2 separate regions of the Mus musculus genome follow, and region 2 is linked to region 1. Evidence: chromatin loops called from intact Hi-C (ENCODE). Cell type or tissue: left cerebral cortex. All regions are shown on one strand. Links, peaks and the distances in the headings refer to the core of each region. The heading gives the core; the rest is flanking DNA.

What was found. Hi-C counts contacts between places; a loop is a spot of excess contacts. Peaks named below come from ENCODE experiments on the same cell type or tissue, not always from the same donor. Only the 100,000 strongest peaks of a DNase experiment are listed, where the experiment ranks them.
Region 2: it touches region 1 in a loop (1.9-fold over the local background); 1 of 42 quality-filtered maps calls a loop at or near these places.

What each region holds. Positions count from the first base shown.
Region 1 is chr6:85,335,170-85,342,621 of GRCm38, forward strand. Rab11fip5 (RAB11 family interacting protein 5 (class I)) reads right to left here. Exons shown (of 6, transcript NM_001003955.2): 4 at 5,174-7,192; 5 at 2,312-2,501; 6 at 1-2,057. The coding sequence ends at 1,854. It overlaps Mir705 (microRNA 705), which reads right to left and starts at 1,204; the gene lies at 1,123-1,204. In left cerebral cortex, for the core only: a CTCF peak has its summit at 4,276 (motif pointing right); DNase peaks (open chromatin) are centred at 1,979, 3,623 and 4,207; H3K27ac peaks cover 1,904 bases.
Region 2 is chr6:85,176,068-85,183,519 of GRCm38, forward strand. No RefSeq gene overlaps it. Among named protein-coding and RNA genes, the nearest start is that of Emx1, 8.1 kb to the right of the region's middle. In left cerebral cortex, for the core only: a CTCF peak has its summit at 3,705; no DNase peak of the experiment used is centred there.

The sequences.
Region 1 (7,452 bases), core at 1,912-5,911:
ACCCCTGCCCTGGCCATGTAGAGAAGCCAAACAGCAAGGATGGATGAAAGATGAGAGAAGGGCTGGGACTAATTAAAGCCCAGAGGAAGACCTAGAAGAGGGACTCAGTTCCTCAAAAGACACCTCCAACACCCAAGGACTGACCCTACCCCCAAACTCTGGGAACTGGTGGCTATTTTCTCATCTCTGAGTTGACCTATAGTTGGTAACTGCACAGTGGTGGACCCCATTGTGGTTCATCTGCTCTATGCTGGCAGAAGACTGACGTCATCCACAGAGAATATTCTCCTGAGGTGTTCTGAGTGAACCCATGACCCTGTCTTTAAGAGACAGCTGGAAAGACGTTACTGCTTCTCCACTGGGCCCAAAGAATCTTTTGTCAGCATCTCACCTCCTTCACTCATACCTTTTGTAATGCACAGCCACCAAGGACCCCCGAGGATGCCAGGGAGACTGGCAGTATTCACAAGCAAGCTAGAAGCTGGACCACAGAGCAGATACCTGACTTCACTTGAATGCACTTCAGCCAAGCCAGGCAAGACAGGAGGGATTGGTGAGCAGGAGGGACTGTACAACAAGGACAGAACAGCTGGAGAGCCACGGGCATTTTCCTAAGCTCAGGTGTCTCCTAAAGCAGAATGAAGCCTCCTGCTTCCAGACAAACCCACTGGTCCAGCATAACTGGGACCCAAGGTCAGACACAGTAAGGTGCAGGATAGCCCCAGACCTACTGTGCACTAGATTTTTTTACCAGGATGCTCCAAATAAGGGTCAAGGGAGGACCAGGAAGTGGGAAGGCGGCTTAGGACACCTCCAAAGCAGGTTGGCCAGAGCCTTAGCTGAGGTACTTCTCGGGGTAGTAAACAGCGTGGTCCACAGCCCCCTTTCAGGACCCTCACAGCCGTTTTCACGTGCTCAACAGGAGGGAGGGGACACCATGGCCAGAGAGACATCTACATCCAGAGGCTCTTGTCCTCACCCACAAAAGGCACGTTTAATTGGTTTCCAAATGTTCTGAGCCCACAGCAGCACAGTTTTGGCATCTGACGAGTGTTAACAGACATGAATGGAGGCCTGGTCCACAAAACATGAGCAGCCCCAAACCCCAACCTGGAGGGTTTCATGTTAGGGAGGTAGGGAGGACTGCAGGAGAAAGAAGTCATTCCCTCTGTGCCCACCCCACCTCCCACCACTACTGGGACATGGAGTGGGAGGGTCTGAAGAGGGGCAGGGGGCAGCTGAGGAATAGGCACATACCACCACCACCACCACCACCACCCCCCACCACCACCACCACCCTGTGTACATGCTCTAGACAGAGAGACAAGACGAAAACACACAGGCTCCTTGCTCTTAGGGTATAGGCACAAGGCTGAAGTGTAGGTGCCCTGGTTGTCTACAGTGCACAGAAAAGCAAGCAGCTTAGTTCCCATCCCTGTCCCAGTGGCCTAGGAGACCCTCCAGGTGCCAGAAGGCAATGGAGATGAAGAGTTGGTCAAGAGGAGAAACAAATGACCAGCCTCATGGGGTGAGCTGTGCTGTCAACAGTGTTGCCTTAGATAATTCAGCTCACCCCAGAACCCAGAGCTCACTCCTGCTCCATCTTGACAGCTAACAACCTTGTTGCAATTCTCTGGGGAGCCCCATAACCTCGCGTGTGAGAATGGTCAGGTAGGGAAGACCCAAGGCTCCAGTGGGAGTTCAAAGAGCCCCTTCCAGCAGCCAGAGCAGAGGCAGGATGGGGAGGGGTGCAGAGAGTCACCATGAGAGCAGGCTTGCCCTACTCAGGTGAGAGCAGTCAGTGGCGGGCACTACACAGGTCCTCACCATCCCTCCAGGGATGGCGTGAAGGGCTACTTGGGGGGGCCAGGGGAGATTTGCAGCAGTGTGGGCGAGGTCTCCATGATCCGCACCAGCAGCCGGTCAATGTAGCTCTCCAGTTCTTGCACATGCTCGTCTCTCTGGCTCAGCTCACGCTCACGCTGCAGGAGCAGGCCAATGAGCTCATCATGAGTCAGGTGATAGTACTTGGCCGACTGGTCCAGCACAGCAGAATCCTATAGCAAAATAGAATGCAACTAAGCAGGGGAGGGCTAGACCTTCCCCCAGCTAGCCCACCCAAACCTGTTTCCCTACTGTAGAACCCCAGACCTGGCAGCAGCCCATCTCTATGGCTGAAGATGTCCTCTCCACTTAAGAGCTGTGGCACGGGGAATTACCAGTTACCTGCTCTGCCCCCAGCATCACTTGGCCTCTGTTCATCTTACGGCCTGTTCTCTCAGTTGCCCCCTAACACCTTGCTGCACCTCACCTTTGGCCTCTTGGTGTCCACACTTGAGCCAAGCTGGGACGCTGGAAGCACAGACTGGATGCCACCAGATGTGACAGTTTTGAGCCTCTCCAGTCCGCTACTCAGGGCTGTGCTCAGGCTGGTACGGGGCTGTTTCCTGTCGGGGCTAGCCTCCACAGGGGCAGCAGTAAGGGGTTTCACAGGGTGGGGACTGCAAAGACAAACAGGAGGTGAGCTGCAGGGACCGAAGGCCGCACAAAGGTTATACCACCGTCTCTATGATATCTCAGGACAGCATCCTGCCCTCCTCAATGCACCAGCATGGAAAACTGGCCTACAAACTCTTCTACCTTGTGATCAGGCTTAGGCAGCCATTTCCCGTGCCTTGTCTTCTACACAGCTAGTGTCCCAGTCAAGCCTGTGGGTGTGAGAACTTCAGGGTGAAGAGCAAGAAAGCCCTACAGACTATGGTGTTCCCTCATCTTTACCTCTCTCTGCTAATGGCTTACCATGAGCTTTGGGACAGGACTGCAAAACCTCTTGACCTGGACCCTGCCTCCTCCCACAACCCTGTCCGGAGCGTGGGGAACTGCCTTCCTTTTCTAACCTCTCCCTTTCCTTGAGTACTCAGGCCAAGACCTCCATGCTGATACCCCAGGCCAAGTAAATCTGCTGGGTCCCCTCCTTGACTTCTGAGCCGACAGCCACCCATCTCTCCCCTTCTTCAAAGACCTGCAGCTAGTGTCCTGACCTCTACCAGCCGCCTCTCCGTCTAAACTGCTAGTTCCCCAGCTTCTCCTTCTCCTGGACACCCTGTATCTCGCCAGCTACAGTCCAGCTGCTTCCCTGGAGTCCTCCTGGACATACCTAGTTCCCCTCACACCTCTAGGAGGCCCTCCAACTCATCCACTTCAGCCTCACCCGTCTTCCTCTCCTAGCTGCACCTGCCCTCTGGCCACCCACTCCCTAATCTAAGAGACAATTAGTGGCTTTCCATTAATTCCTTTAGTGGCTCCTTTCTAGGTAAGATAACAGATTCTAGAACAACGAGGCTCTGCCTGTGCATCCTGGCCCATAACTACCCTCTCCTCAGTCATAAACACCAACGACCATCCGACCTTTACAAAAACTAGCTAGACATAGAAGTACACGCCTGTAATAACAGCACAGCAGAGGCAGAAGCACTAGGAACTCAAGGCCAGCCTCTGCTACATGAAACTGTGCCTCATCACCACCCCCCAAGATATTCCTCTACCCTTCTTCCTACTAACCTAGTTCCTACTGCCGTGTCAAAGCTATGCAAGCTCACCTCCTCCAGGAAACCTAGTGATTCCCTAAGCTAAGCTAACCCTCTCCTGGGATGCCTTAGCACCTGACATTTGCAGTAGTTATATAAGCTGGAAGCATCGGGCCCATAAATCAGCTAACCTGTCCTGGGGGAACCTCACAGATCCACTCACCCTATAGAGACTCCAAGCCTTCGGGCAAAGAATAGAAAGTAAAGCCACTTAGTCTTAGCCCCCCAGCACCCCTGGCACAGGCTCAGGATGACCCGTGCTCCTCAGGACAGGGCTGGTGTCTAGTCTCACAGACAAGAAAGCATATCAAGTGCCCACACAGGGAGCTTCACCTCACTGGGCCTTCACCTGTCCTCTCATCTGGAGTCTGCACTGGAGACGGTCTGAAAGCAACTCCAAGGCCACCTGTCTCAACAGCCACCCTCAGTGCATGGAGGTACCCTCTCAGCAAGCAGCTACAGTGCTAGGCTCTCAGCCTGAACCACCCCCACACTCATCTGAGAAATAGGGACAGTCCTATATGACTATCACTTCACATATACATATGAAGTGAAACCAATTCTGAAAAGAAACCCTGCAAGTGTGAGTATAAATCAAGGTTATACTACAAGATGTGGGCCAGATGAGGACACTGTCACCAGGAAATGAGGAAACCATAGCCACCAGCTCCTACAGCCCCACCCACCACTAGGTGTCACCAGCAGGCCCTACTGCCTCCCTCACTGAATGCTCCCTGGCCATCCACCTGGACTAGGCATGCCTTAGTTCTGGCACAAAAACAGGTGCTTGCTCAGAGCCCTGCACATATGCCTGAGCAGGCCGGGGGCCTCAGAGACCAGGGCTAGATCCTGAGCCACTGCCATCCTGAACTGCTGCCCCTACTGGGTCACTCTCACTGAGCCCTCATCCCAAGTCTCCATGACCACAGCCACAGAGGCATCAGCTGTCCACTCAGCTGCCCTCAACAGATGGGAGTCTAGCCCAGAAAACCAATGACAAAGCAAGCCAGTGAGGTGCCTGCTGCAGCTGAAAAGCCTTTTCTAGGAGCTTTGGGTATGGAAAGCACTTGAAGACCACTTCCTCTCCTCTCCTCTCCTCTGAGCCTGCCTTCAGCTTCCTCTCTAAGTCCCAGACCTTCTACCAGCTCTCTGCTAACTCATCCTACCTGGACAGAAAAATGCTGTGGGTCCCACTACAACCTGTTACCTGAAGAAGTATCATCACTTTGTGGAACTCCCATCCCCCCAACCACAGCATCTTTGTACAACTGATACAGCTCTCATTCCCATCTCCTGCCAGGGCACACTGACTCTCTCCAACCTCACTCCTCAACCCCTACCCTTATCAGGTGCTGTTTCCCAAACCCCCAGCTTATAGGGCCACACAGATGTCCTATGTATAATCAAAGTCAGCGCTGGTCCTACAGAAGTGCATGGCTTCAAAGCCTTGACCACCTGCCTCCAAATAGAGGAGACCCTTACCACGTGCCCTCAGCAAACATGAAGCTGGACAGTGAAATACTTCTACTCCCGGGTCATTTCCCCGCCCACTTTCCTACTGGGAAGGGTTCTGGGTGGACGCTCACCTGCCGCTGGGCTGGGGCTCCTCAGCTGGTCGTGTCTCCAGGGGCAGAAGCACAAGCGGGGAGGCTGGGGTGGCTGCAGCATGGTCTTCCCCATATGATGTAGGGGAGCCCCCAGTGGGGGAGAGCTCAGGGGGACCGAGGGGTGAAGCTGACTCCTCGGGAGGTGAGGAAGAAGAGGTCAAGGGCCAGGCTATAGGCAGGGGAGGGCATGGAGGGCCTGGCACGCCGTGGCGGTGGCTGGCCCAGGGTGGGAGAGGGGGAGGTGGGAAGGCAGGTTCTGGGGGTGTGGGCAACTCTTCTGGACCAGAGTGAATAGAGGATCCCCTTGACCCTGGTGGTGATATGGATGGGAAGCTGGGGGGATCTTGGCTTTCCTGACATAAGAAGGAATTGGAGGTCTCCAATGCCTCCTCCTCCTCTCCCTCTTCCTCCTCTTCCTCCCCCTCCTCCTCTTCCTTGGCCCGCATACTTGACTGCTGGGAGGGGACTGAGAGAGGCCCAAACCCCTCTTTGGCTAGCTCCTGGCTCTTGGTTTCAAAGCCCTCCTCTGTCTCTGAGGTCCCCAAGACCTTCTGACTCAGCAGAGTGGAGCTGATTGAGTTATGGGGTCTGGGGACAGGCCCCTCAGGGCAGCTGGTGGGCCTAGGTGGACAGTCCCCAAACACAGGGCTACTAGTTTCTCCTACTGGGTCTTCAAGTTCTGGCTTACCTATCAGGGTTCCAGAGGGCAGTCTATGCAATTTCTCCAACTCTGGATTTACCCATTCCTCCTTAGACTCTTGGGGACCAATGGCCAATGCACGGGGGGTGCTGTCTTTTTCTACCCCTGGTCCCCTGCTACTTTGCCGCCCTGTAGCATTCTCTTCCTCCTCTTTGTCCTCCTCCTCCACCTGAGAATTGGTGGGTGTGAAGAGGCGTGGTGGCTTGGGAGGTGGAGGGCCAAGCCATGGCCCCTCATCCAATCCCTGCTCTGGCTCTGGCTCCAGCAATGCTGGGAGCCCTTCGCTCCCCATGGGGGGCACAGTATCTGGAGATTCAGGCTGCACCTGGGAAGAAAGTACCCCGTCGGATTCTCCCTTCATGACAGGTGAAGCGACCTCTGCTGTAGGAGAAATGGTGATCACATCCCAAGGCCAGGAATCCTCCACTGTGTTCAGCTCCTGGAAAAGCTGGCTTCCATCTTGGGGGGCCTCCTCATCTCGGCCTCCAGGAGTGTCATCTGAACCAGGAAATCTCTCCCACACACTGAGAACTTCTGGGGAGCTGAACAGAGATGCCCCACTATCTGCTGGACTCTGCCCCGCTCCCCCTTCTGAGGCAGGAAGCTCCCGGTCTGGTGTTGAGGCTGAGGCTTGCAGGTGCAACTGGGATGCCCTGGAGGATGGACCACTCCCTGAAGACCCAAAGGGTCCTGGGTCAGACATACTTGTGCTTGGCTGGTCCAGTTCTGAGTCCACAGAAACCTTGGGCTCTAGCCATATGTTGCTTCCTCTTCTTCCTCTCCCAGGCTCTCCCTGGGGCTCTGTCGCTTTCACTGCCATGGTCCTAGGGCCTGGGTCTTGCAGCCCATCCTCCTCCAGCCCCATTCCTGCAGGGGCCAGGATCCCACTCCCGGCCTCTTGCTGCAGCCTGCCAGCAGCAAAGATGTTGAAGGTGTCGTCCCACTCAGGCAGGGCTTTCCCAGGGGAGGCCAGGGGGGCCAGGCTGGCCCTCGAGGCACTGGGGAGAGAGGGAGCAGGTGAAGGAGAATTTAGTGCTATGTCGGCTTTGAGATCCTCGAAGAAGGGGTTGCTCTGCAAGGAGTTGAGGAACGGGTTGGTGACCCCCAAGAATCCGGATGGGGTGGCTTCAAGGACAATGGTGGCAGCAGCGGCAGTGGCAGCGGCAGGGGAGGTGACTGCAAAAAGGTTAGTGCTTAGCATGGGAGCAGCAGCGGGAGCAGGAGGGGGGGCCAGAGCCTGGGGGGAGCAGGGGTGAGGAGCAGCTGGGTCAGATTCTACCTGAGGAGACACGTCCAGGCTGTGGAGAAGACAAAACCATGAGCCTCCTGGTTAATGCTGAGACTGGAAATATCCCGGCCAAGTACCATCCCTACCCCAACTTCCACCAGGCCAGGTGCCACACCACCACATGGGCTATATGGAGCCACATGACCCAGGGAACCAAATGAATTATGAGGCACCAAAAGGAAGGAGGCTGAGAGAACTCATGGACAAAGACAGCAGTAAGAGAACCAAGCAGGAGCTTGAGTTGCAAACTGAAATAGACTATACTTTACT
Region 2 (7,452 bases), core at 1,494-5,493, 160 kb before region 1:
CCTCTCCCATCCCCAAATCTCAGATCACATGTGGAGCCCTGGTTAGAAATGAGCTGCCCCGCTACCCACACGCGTGTGTGCCAGACTTTCATCCTTTTGGAGAAATTCCTCCTTCCTGCTCTGCTACTACAGACATGGAAATTTGATGATAAACTCTTGGGATCTTTTTTGTGAGAAATAGAAACTCAAACTTTTGTTTTGACATCAATTTTTAGATTCCTGTTACTTAAGTGTTTATTTAGAGTCGCTCGGCGATTGTGTTCTGTCTCCGGGAAGAGACTGCCAGTGACAGATTCTCTAACACTTCTTGTTAAGATGCTTGCTTTCCATGTTTTCTCAGTTGTTTTCTAACCAGATTAGTGGCCCAGAGCAGGGCTCCTTCAGCCTCCTGACAAACTCCTGCACTGTTTTAGAAACCTTACATGCAAGGTTTCTGCTTAGTTTAGTATCTTTTGTTTCTTTTTAAAAAAATATTTATGTACTTATTTATTCTTATATGAGTACTCTGTCTTCATATACACCAGAAGAGGATATCTGATCCCATTACAGATGGTTATGAGGTACCATATGGATGCGGGGAATTGAACTCAGGACCTCTGGAAGAGCAGCCAGTGCTCTTAACCATTGAGCCATCCCTTCAGTTCTAGTTTATCTTTTTGTTTGTTTGGTTTGGTTTGGTTTGGTTTGGTTTGGTTTGGTTTGGTTTGGTTTGGTTTTTCTAGGCAGAGTTTCTCTGTTTGTATCCACGGTTGCCCTGAAACAGTCTGTGTAGACCAGGCTGGCCTTCATGTCACGCAGATCTGCCTGTTTTGTCTCACACCATGATGACTAGGTTTCATCTTTTTACATATGTGTCTATGTGTGTCTTTAGGTAGGTGCACATGTGTGCACATGTGAGTGCAGTGCCCATGGAGGCCAGAAGAGGATGTCAGGTTCCCTGGAGTTAGAGTTAGAAGCAGCTTGTGAGCCACCTGCTGTGGGTGCTGGGAACAGAACTCAGGCCCTCCGAACAGAGAAGCCACCTCTCCAGTTGTCTTGATTATATTTTCATTGGGAAGGGGAATACTGTCATTTAATTGTCTGCCTCGCCGCTTTTCTTCATCCTACCTTTTCCTCCTTTACTATAAGGAAGTATTAATCCATGCATGAGCCTCTGATTACGGCCATGGGCATTTGATCAAGTACGTTTAAGTCCCTTCAACTTTTAAACTTTTTGCTTTTTAGTTCCTCGTGTACATGTGTCCAGGTGAATGCCTAACAAGATGCACACGTGGAGGTCAGAGGACAACTTTGTCGAGCTGGTCCTCTCCTTCTACTACGTGGGCCCCAGGGATAGGACGCAGGTCGTCTGGCTTGGCAGCAGGTGCCTTTACTCACTGAGACATCTTGCTGGCCCCTTACTTCCTCAAATTACCACCTTGACCTCCCTTCAGAGCACTGTGTGATATGATGTGCTTTGGTCACCACCACCCCAGTTGTGTCACTGCAGTCTGCAGAGTCTCTGAGAACAGCATGGCACGGGCACCGTTCACAGTTTCCCTCCAAGGTTTCTTGCCTTCTGCAGCTATTTCCCTTCTGCCCGAAATTCCTTCACTGAGGTTCGGTTGGTGGAGATTTTCATTTTTGATTTGTCTGAAATGTCTTTCTTTCATTCTTAGTCTTGAAAGACAGTGTTTGCTAAAAATATAATTCTAGCTTGTAAGTAATTTTCTCTCCGTGAGTTGATGATGCATCCTGCTCTCTCTGGCATGCACAGTTGAGCGTTAGTTTGTCTTTACTCTCTAAGAACCTGCCATTTCTCTCTGCTTCTTTTCTTTGGTAATCATTGTTTATGTGTAGATCATTTGTGGTTGTTTAGAAACAGGATCCCATGTAGCCAAGACTGACCCCGAACCTCTGGTCCACCTGCCTCCATCTTCCTGGTGCTGGGATTACTGGTGTGTGCTACCAAGTCTGGTTTATCCAGTTCTGGGGAATGAGGCCAGGGCTTCCTATATGCTAGGCAGGGCCTCTACTAACTGAGGTCAAAGGACAACTTCCAGGAGTTGGTTCTTTCCTTCCACCACGAGTTCAAAGGCTTAGACTCCCACAATTGCCCTCACCCAGTAAGTCCTCTTGCTGATCCTTAAATTTTTGCTTAATACCATTTTGGGGCTTTTTGGTAGGATATTCAATATTCTGTGTTCCTTATTTCTTCTCCCTTGCTCTAGCTGTTGAAATACAACACCCCTTGAATCTGGACACACAATCTACCACTGAGCTAAAGCACCAGCTTTCTAAATTCTAATTTATGTTGGTTTTTGCAAATCTGATCTATAGTTTATGGGTTTAGCCACCTCTCACGATAATTTTGTCTCTATGTATTTTGTGCACTGCCCCCTCACATTTAACCTTTCTTTGAGCTGTTTTGTTTTGTTTTGCTTTGCTTTGCTTTGTTTTGTTTTAAGGCAGGGTTTCTCTGTGTAGCACTGGTTGTCCTGGAACTCACTTTGTAGGCCAGGCTGGTCTCTAATTTGGAGATCCTCCTGCATCTACCTCCGAAGTGCTGGGATTAAAGGCATGAACCACACACCCTTTCTTAGAACTTTGTCTGTGAGTATTATTTGGTTTACAAATGTTTTCCACTGCTACGTGTTTGTCTGGGGGTTTGGAGCAGTTACTACATTTTTAGTTTCTGGATCTTTTAGGCTTCTCTAACATTTTTGGTCCAGAATTCAGGACAGAGTGAGGTTGTGCAATCCAAGTCAGATCACTCAACTTGTGAAAAAGAGGAAGAGTGTGTGTGTTGTATAATGCAAGGCTGTTCGGACCTTGACACGAGTGAGCACATTTGTGTGATGGACAGCAGGGAGGTGAGCCTTGAACAGGCTGGAAGAGCCAGGTAGGGACAGGCCTGTTGGCCTACCTTGGCACTGAGTTCCACAGGACAGGTTTTCATTGTGTGGGGCACATATCTGCTGCTTTTAACTTCCTCTGTCTCAGGGTTCAAAGCACTGTGGTCTAAAGAAGAGATCTTGTCTCCCGGCTTCTGCTCATTTCTCACTGACTGAATCTTCCTATTCCAATGCTTTTGATGATCACATATTGTCCGCTCTACAACTCAAAGGAGCTGGATTTGCCAAGGATCTTGCCTGACCAGCTCACTGCCAGTGCCCTGGTTTGCTTTCCTATCACTATAATAAACACTACCCAAAGCAACTTGGGGAGAAAATCGTTTATTAGACATGGGCTTATATTTCCATATCACAGTCCATCCCTAAGAGAAGCCAAGGCAGAAACTCAAGGCAGGAACCTGGAGACAAGAACTGAAGCAGAGACATGGGGGGGGGGGGCAGTGTTTACTGGCTTGCTCAGTTACCTTTCTTATACAAGCCAGGAACACACCTGTCCAGGGCTGGCACCACTTGCCATGGGCTAGACCCTCCCACATCAATTATTAATTGAGAAAAATTCCCCACAGCCTTACCTGTACGTCAGTGTGATTCAGGTGATTTCTCGGTGAGATTCCCTCTTCCTGGATGGTTTTAGCTTCGTATCAAGCTGACAAAAAACTTACCAGTGCATCCACTAAGAGGTTTCCCATTAGTGAGCAGGTTCCAAGTTCAAGATATCTGAATGTTCTTCCAAAGCAGTACAGAACCCTGCAGGAGGAGTCTCCTTCCCACATGTCCTAGCAGGGAAGTCCACACTGGGGGGCAGTAGATCACACCTCTTCCTTCATGGCAAGCCTCCCAGGGCAGGGGAGTTGCATTTTCACACTGTCTCAGAACAAACATAACCTTGAAATGTGTTTCTCAAATAAATACATTCAGTCAAAAACATCTTTAATGAGTATTGACTGTGTGTCAGGCAATCATGGCCTGAGCGTTAGAAACACAGCCACGAACAGGATGGAAAAATTCTCATGGCGCTGACATTCCACGTCCTTCACTCCAGACACTGGTGACAATCTCTCTCCTCTCTGAAGTTAGGCTGGCACCTGCAGCTGGTGCACTGCTTTGACCAGGACATAAAGGAGAAAAACGTTAGACATCACTTGAATCACACTGACGTACAGGTAAGGCTGTGGGAAGCTTTTCTTGATTAATAATTGATGTGGGAGGGTCTAGCCCAGGGCAGGTGGTGCCAGCACTGGACAGTGCCCCTGGTGAGCACTCTGGCTGGCAGTAGTTCCAGGGCATGCTGCCCACAGAAGAACAGAGGGCAGGAAGCCAGAAAGGAAAGGTTTGCTTATGGAGGTCCTTAAGGCCAAGCTAAAGATTTTAAACCATGCTGAAAACAGTTAGGGCTGGAGGGATAGCTCAGTGGCAAAGTTGCAGAAGTTGGGAGTTCAGTCCCTACACTTACATCAGGCAGCTCACAACTTCCTGGAACACTAGCTCCGAGGGATTGGATGTCCTCTTCTGGCTTCTGAAAGCACCTGCACTCCCATTCACATACACATACAAACACAGAATCAGAAATAAAAAATAAAAAACAGATCTTTAATTAAAAAAAAAAATGAGGGACTGGAAAGCTGGGTCAAAAGTTCAGCATACTCGCTGCTGCTGTGGAAGACTTAGTTCAGTCCCCAGCACCCACATGGCGTCTCACAGCCATTTGTAACCCCAGTTCCAGGGGATCTGATGACCTTTTCTGATATCCATGGACACAATGCATGCAGGCCAAACACTTCATGTCAGACATGGTGATATACTACCTTTATCCCAGCACTCGGGAGGCAGAGACAGGCAGATCTCTGTGAGTTCAAGGCCAACTTGGGCTACACAGTGAGATTCTGTCTCAAAGTTAACAAACGCAAACATGTTAAATACTAAAACTTCTGTGGCTGGGTATAGTGGCACATGTCTTTAAGTAAGAGCACTTGGGAGGGAGAAACAGGAGGATCTCTGTGAGTTTGAGGCCAGACACACCCTGTCCTACCAGTGGTGCGGGGGAGGAGTACTCATGCTAAAAGTTATTGCTTGTGGAGTACGCACGGTGTGCTAAGAGTAATGCATCACTAGGAATCAGTACTAACTCATTCCAACTTAGTTCCCTCAAGAAGAGGCGTTCGATTATTATCTTCATAGTCACAGTTTATTTGCAAAGGTCTCCCATATCCCATCACTGCACAAAAATATTTTAACAGTGTACAATTGTAATGTTGGAGTCTTAGCGGCCATGTTTGAAATGAATTTTAGAGAGGAAAAATTGCCAAGTTCTTAAGTGCTTATTATAAGAGAATCATTAAAGAAAAGAAACAAAAGCCCGAATGAGCCAAGCAACAGAGTTAGAAGTGGAAAGAAAAGTTAGGATTGACCTCCCAGGGCATAACTAAGAAAGAGAGGTTCCCATGCTTCTGAGAGCCTGCATCCAAGTGCTCCACAAAGGTGGGCCACTATCAGGAGAAGGAGTCCAAAGAGAGCCACATTTGGCCCTCATGGTGGAGGTCAATTATGGAGTACAGTGAATGTTTAAGGGGCCTGAGGGCTACACAGGGAGATATGACATAAACCTGTGCTGTTTGGTGGTTTGATCTGTGGAAGCCAACAGACCTGTGAGGAACCTGCATCAAGACAGAAAGAGGGCTGTGGAGATGGCTCAGTCAATAGTGTTTTCCATGCAAACAAGAAGACCTGATTTCAGATCCCCAACACCCACATAAAAGGACAGGTGTCACAGCACATGTCCACAATCAAGCTAGGCGAGACACAAGACATTCAAAAGGTGCCTGCATCATCTAGGTCTCTTTTAACTCAAAGAGCTTAGGACTGCTTGCCTAGGGAATGGTACCACCCATGATGGGCTGGGTCTTCCTACAACACTTAACAGTCAAGACAATTCCCTCAGTGAGGCACAAAGAGAGCTCAACCTGGTCTAGACAATTTCTGAATTGAGGCTCTCTTCTCAGCTGGATTTTAGTTGTGGCAAATTGACATTGAAAACGATCAAAACTAGGAAAATAGAGATAGGAAGGTCCTCAGGGTTTGCTGGCCAAACCAGTCTAGAAAAATCAGTGAACGCTAAGTTCAGAAAGACCCTGAATCAAACAATAAAGTGGAGCCAGGAGTGATGGCAAGGCCTCACTCCAGCACTTGAAAGTCAGGGGCCAGACAGATCTCAGTGAGTTTGAAGCTTTGTCTGCAGAGCAAATTCCAGACCAGCTAGGCTTACAGAGTAAGGCTATGTCTTAAATAAAACAAAACAAACTACAGTTCAGGCATGGTGGAACACACCTTTGATTCCAATAGAGGCAAAGAGACCTCTGTGAGTTTGAGGCCAGCCTGCTGTACAGAGAAACTTCTAGGACAGCCAGGACTATTACACAGAGAGGCCCTGTCTCGAAAACACACACACACACACACACACACACACACACACACACACACACACACACAAATACAGTGAAGAGTAACTGAGAAAGGCATCCAAGACTGACTTCTGGCCTCCACACAAATGCAGTACTGCTGTGCACATTCAAACATGGGTAACCACAAGATAGATCAGATGATAGTAGAAAAATTGAGTGGGCTGAAAAGAGAATTAGACTAAGGAAAAGGTCACAGTGATGGACATCTACTGTGATGGACACCATGAAGGAGCCACACTCAGGGCAGTGGACTCACACTCGGGCCCTTTTGGAAGACGAGGGAAGGGGATTTCTAAGGATTTTTGAAAGACAGGGCACTTGCAAGTGTTTGAGGCTGCAGAGTCCTAAGACAACTATGACTGAAAATACACTTCTGGAAATTTACATAGAAAAGAAAGATGGACGTGCAATATGATATAACTAGGGGCCTGAGTAAGAGGCAGCAGTACAGCTCAGCTGTAGAATACTTAACCTAGCATGCATAAGGCCTTGGGTTCCATCCTCAACACACACACACACACACACACACAGAGGCAGAGGCACAGACACTTGGACGGGTGTGATCCCACAATGTACACACAAACAGTTCAGTCCTGTGAAACTTTATAAAGAATAAAAATGTCCAATAGTGAATATTTAATGAGAGCCAAATATGCTTTAGATTGGAAAAGTTTGATGAAGCATGTTATAAAACTGTACAAGTGAGTCCCCTGTTGCTCTGAGACTGGACTTGAGATTATTTGGCCTCAGCCTCCTGGGTGCTGAGATTACCTGTGTGGGTCATCTAGCTTCTCTCCCTCCTCCTCCTCCTCTCCCTCCTCCTCCTCCTCCTCTTCTTCCTCCTCCTCTAATTTTTTTTAAAGGGAATCCATATAACTAACTGCAGGGATCTACAGATCTGCTCTAAGACTTTCCTGGTTGGGGCTGGGAACACAGCTCACTTGACAGAGTGTAGCTCAAGGCCATCCTTTACTACATTAGTAAGACCAGTTGGGAATTCATGAAAACTGTCTCAAAAAAACCAATAAAATAAATACATATTTTAAATCCATTTTGCCTTCTCCCAAATTTCTTTTCTTTTTCTTTTTAAATCTATTTTT